2 separate regions of the Homo sapiens genome follow, and region 2 is linked to region 1. A link is a loop called in an ENCODE intact Hi-C map of the cell type or tissue named here. Cell type or tissue: PC-3. All regions are shown on one strand.

Evidence for each region. Peaks named below come from ENCODE experiments on the same cell type or tissue, not always from the same donor. Only the 100,000 strongest peaks of a DNase experiment are listed, where the experiment ranks them.
Region 2: it touches region 1 in a loop (2.5-fold over the local background); 4 of 110 quality-filtered maps call a loop at or near these places.

What each region holds. Positions count from the first base shown.
Region 1 is chr16:14,454,358-14,456,857 of GRCh38, reverse strand. All of the region lies in intron 22 of PARN (poly(A)-specific ribonuclease), which reads left to right. Among named protein-coding and RNA genes, the nearest start is that of LINC03107, 27 kb to the right of the region's middle. In PC-3, no CTCF peak of the experiment used is centred here; a DNase peak (open chromatin) is centred at 1,087; H3K27ac peaks cover 358 bases.
Region 2 is chr16:14,500,578-14,503,077 of GRCh38, reverse strand. The region is part of intron 21 of PARN (poly(A)-specific ribonuclease); the gene reads left to right. Among named protein-coding and RNA genes, the nearest start is that of LINC03107, 73 kb to the right of the region's middle. RefSeq lists enhancers at 1,212-1,506, 1,232-1,526. In PC-3, no CTCF peak of the experiment used is centred here; a DNase peak (open chromatin) is centred at 1,347; H3K4me3 peaks cover 321 bases; H3K27ac peaks cover 2,300 bases.

The sequences.
Region 1 (2,500 bases):
AAGGTAAGTGGCTGTTTCGGCTCCTCCGTGGGGATGGTGCGGGGGTCTCTTTTCTGTTGAGACCGGCACAGTGAGGAGAGCTGGCCCTAGGAAGATGGGAGTTTATAAAGCAGTGCCAAGAACATTGAACTTGGAGTGCAATCTCAGAGCCACCTGCCCAGCTGCAGTACCTGGGGGAGGTCATTTACCCTGAAGATGAGGTTTCTTGTCTGCAAAATGGGAGTGTACATGTGTCCAGCTTAAAAGGGTCATATACAGTTACCAAATATGAGAATGTTGCAAACAGCAGCTCTTTAAAATGAAAGGGTACTGTTATTTTATACAGCGCATGAACGTTCCAGCCAACTAAAGGACTTGCTCTACCTGTCTTTAAGACTTACTGTAGGCCAGGCATGATGGTTCACGCCTATAATACCGGCACTTTGGGGGACCAAGGAGGGAGGATCAGTTGAGCCCAGAAGTTCAAAACCAGCCTGAGGCAACATAGCAAGACACCCCCATCCTTACAAAAAAATTAAAAATTAGTCAGGTGTGGTAGTGCATGCCTGTAGTCCCAGCTACTCAGGAGGTAGAGGTAGGAGGATCGCTTGAACCTGGGAGGTTGAGGCTGCGGTGAGCTGTGATTGCACCACTGCTCTCTAGCCCAGGTGAGAGAGCCAGACCCCATCAGTTTAAAAAAAAAAAAAAGAAAACTTACTGTAAAACTGTAGTAGTACAGTGTGGGGCTGGGTAAGGAAAGACAGATAGTGAAACAAAATAGAATAGAGAGTCCAAGAATACAACCACATATGTGTGATCAGTTGATTTCCCATAGTTTTTCCATGCAGGAATTCCTTCTTGGCATTTAGAGACATTTGTCTCTTATTCCAAATTGTGAGAAAAATGAGTCAAGAAATCAGGAAAAGGAAATATTCTGCGAGAACTAAAATTTTAACAGCCAACATGGGCATTACTAGTTTAAAGGAATTATCCAGCATCAGGTCAAAGGCAAGAGCACAGTCAGCGACACATGGAGTCAGAGATTAAGGTCGTCATTTCAGAACCAGGACAGCAACATGTAGGAGAGAAGGGGTCACATTCCAATCACGTCATTCTTGCTTGTCACTGTCACCATATTGCAAGTGTATGTTTATGGCCCTGCCTGCTATTAATAGTGAGTCATTCTTCTCAATAAAAATCTATTGAGTTTTGCACATGAGTATACTTTACAAAATCCTCCAAGTCTTGTTGGAAGATGTAAGTTTTGGCAGCAGCCCTTAAGTTGGTAGCTTTGAAGCGTGATTCCTGTGTAGTGCTGTTAACCTTGCTAGGATAGCCAAATGTTACATTATCTTCATAGAATCCAATAATGTTCACTGGTGTTTTCCAGTGTTTGAATATTTAATGTAGGCTACGGTTCTTTGTAAATACTTTTACAGGAGAAATGTAAAGAGAAGATGTGTGAATATGATTGTGGAATACTCTTAATGTGAAATCAGCTGATATAAAATTTGAATTAGGAAAAGCAGTATCAATTTTAAGAGCAAAATCAAGGCAAGCAGACAAAATATTTTCAACACTAGGAAAGGAATTGGGCTTATATGAAGCCGTATATAGTCTAAATCCTAACTGCAGTTGGCTTTGGACACCACTCTGAAGAGTTTGACCAACTCTTGACCAATGTTCAGCATAAAATGAAAGAAGCTTTTCTACATTTGGAATATTTTTCACAAAACAAATATTAGTTAATACTTGTGTGTTTTAAAGTATCATTTAAGAATAACTTTTAAATATTTGTGGCATCTTTCAATTTTTAAATGATATTTGGCATTCATTTGGTGCTACTGTGTTTTTAATGTTTTCTGTTAACAAACGTCTATATCAGGTAGAGGTTATTTTTATGTGTTATTGAAATACGTGCTTTTCTCACAGTGTATTCATTCATAATAATAACCTGTGCATATATTATTATATCTTACTTTATAGAACTGACCCCTGAAGCTTTCAGTATAAGTGTATCACATAAAAGTGATTTGCTATTTATAACTCATTATTCAACAACATGTAACACAATGCTATGAAAAATGCAGAATATTTTATGATTTGGGAATTCTGAATTTCTCATTTCTGAATCTTGAAGCTAATGACTGTTGAGAATTTGGAAAAAACAAAAATTCCTGACACAGGTGCTGGTAATCCAGTAGGCGAAGGAAGGCTTTGTCTACATACAGTACTGAAACAACTGGGTAACTATGCCAGAAACCACATTTCTGTTCTTATGTTACACCACATTTAAAATGAACTTGAAGCGACTCATAGAACTAAATGGAAGAACTAAAATGATAACCACTGGTAGAAGAAAAAAATGAAAGGAGATCTTAGTATCTTGCATTAGGCAGAGATTTCTTAGATATGACAACAAAAGCATGAGCCATAAAAGAAAAATGTTGATAAATTGGACTTAGTCAAAATTAAATATTCTTTTCTTCAAAAGATACTATTAAGAAACTGTGAAGAGAAG
Region 2 (2,500 bases), 46 kb before region 1:
CGGGGTGAGGGGGGCAGAAGGTGAAATATCTCTACCGTCTTATGTTTTATTTAAACCATTCTCACAATTTAAAAAAATGCTATTCTGCAATATGTCCATTTTACTTTAATATTAATTTGTTTTAAATTGCCAGATTAATTATTTAATTTTTCCTCCCTGATCTCTGGTAAAATCCATGCCCTAAGAAGTTAAGCCGTGGTTCTTCAGTGGCTTGTAGTAATTGCAAGCCCAGGGCTGTTCGGAAGCAGAGAGAAGTAGCTGTATTAGCTGTTCTCTCCTGAAGAAATATCACTGGAGGTATAGAATAGCTAAAACACCTTCCTTGTCTTCAGAGAACTAGCTTGGGTACATGTGACCAGAGGACAGGCACAGAGGCTTAGATCGTATATTTGCTAGGTACCAAGTAGAGTTACATCATAACATTTTGAAACTTGTGTGAATTCAAATGTACTTGATGTGGCTAATTATTTTTTAGGGTGTGAGACTGGTTTTGCTTGTCACTTCACTCAGCAAAAGTATTTATCCTTATCCCAGTGAGTTGGAGATGAAATGGGAGATGTAGATTCTGCCCCTTCCTTGTGAATATCAACTTTCACACTCTTCTTGTAGCAAGCTTCCTGCTGGTTATAAACCATGTGTGTTCACACATGTGTGTACATGTGTGTTTAATAACATGGTGCTCACATGCAAGCCATCGTCTTCCTCTGATGTCCTAGAGGAGAAACAGTAGTGTGTTCTGACCCTGGAGGAAAAACCAGCTGTGTTGGCTTCACTGAGAGACGCATGTTCTCCAGTGTGAAGAAAGAAGTTTCAAGGGTAATTTTAACTAAAGGCAAAGTTCAGCTTTAGCGTCCCCACCCCTTGCCCCATGCGTGAATACTCTGTTGTGACTCCAGTCTTAGATGCTTTCCCTGAAGCCAACTGTGGAAAGCATCTCAGTTCAAAGATAAGAAAACAGTTGCCCAGAGAGGCATGTGGCCTTCCAGTAGTAGAGCTGTCTACCCCAGAGTGTACACACTCATTCCATTGTGCCTTCTGCTCATATGATGTTTGTTAACTCTTTTAAATCCTGAACCAGTCAAAACCACATTTTTTAAAAATAATCTAAACAGCATTTAGCTAAGGCCTCTAGAGAGCTGAGTGCAAGGTGTGCCTGTGCTCTTTCCAGAAACGGCAGTGATTTATGCCTGCACTCTGGCTTGAGTTGTGACAGAACAGGCTCCAATGGGTGTGTGTTTAGTGCCTTGTCTGTGATTTTCAGGATACATTCAGGTAGCTGCTTCCTAATGCATTCCCCAAAGAGTGTGCTTGTGGGCAGAGCATGTGCTGGGGAGGAGGGCCAGCTGTGAGCGGGGGAACAGATGACTCAGCATTCCAGCGGGCTGCCTGCCCAGGAACTCTCACCATGATGGCTTTAATAACATGGTGGCACATTGCCTGGTAACCTGAGGGTTGGTGGGGTTTGTTTCTACCTACTTTACCGAAAAGCCCTCTATCAGCTGTTGGCCAACCACATCAGGGTGGGGTAAGATATAAACTTGGCTCTGCAAGCTGACTTTCTTTTCTATTTTTCATGCCTCTGCCTACATTTTAACATTCATTCTCTTTTTCTTTCTGTTTTTTTTTTTTTTTTTTTTTTTTTGGACAGTCTTGCTTTGTCCCAGGCTGGAGTGCAGTGGCGCAATCAAGTGATCCTCCCACCTCAGCGTCCCAAGTAGCTGGGACTATAGGCGCACACCACCACTCCAGACTAATTATTATTATTATTATTATTATTATTATTGTTTTTTTGTTTGTTTTTTGTTTTTTTTTGTAAAGATGGGGTTTTACTGTTTTGCCCAGGCTGGTCTCTAACTCCTGGGCAGGCTCAAATAATCCAAAAGTGTTAAGATACAGACGTGAGCCACTGCACCCAACCTGCTCGCTTTTCTCTTCTCATTTATATACTATGTAAAGGTGGAAGCTGGATAGTTGACTTCCATATCATGTCCTCAAGGGAATTAGTTACTGAACAGATGGTCTTTTTTATATTAGTTAAAATTATTTTGTTTGCAATTCAGACCTCTGGACTATTTCCCTGGGTGCCTCATAGCAGAAGAATCTGTAGCCATGGACCTCCTTGCCACAGATTTGATTTTGGTGGAACAGATCTGGATGTATGTAGCCTTAGAAGCAAGCTAGGCTTTTTCTTTTCTGTTGGTAAAGGCCTCTAACTGCTGCCCTAAGCTGACATAGGGCACAGGGTACTATCTGTGAGCTCACTGGAAAAATGGGGTTTGTGGAGCTTTATAGCTGGGTTCCATGAAAGCTGCTTTCAGGTACTTTTTTTTTCCTCCATCAAAATCTTAGCATATGCAAAGGCAGTAGAAGCAAATTTATTCATTGGACATGCTTTAAAATGAGACTTTACTTATGTTAGAGGTATTAGATGTAGCACTTTAGAATTAGAATCTAAAGGGTGGTAATATTTTTTTCTAGGGAAAGAAATGTAGAGAGTACT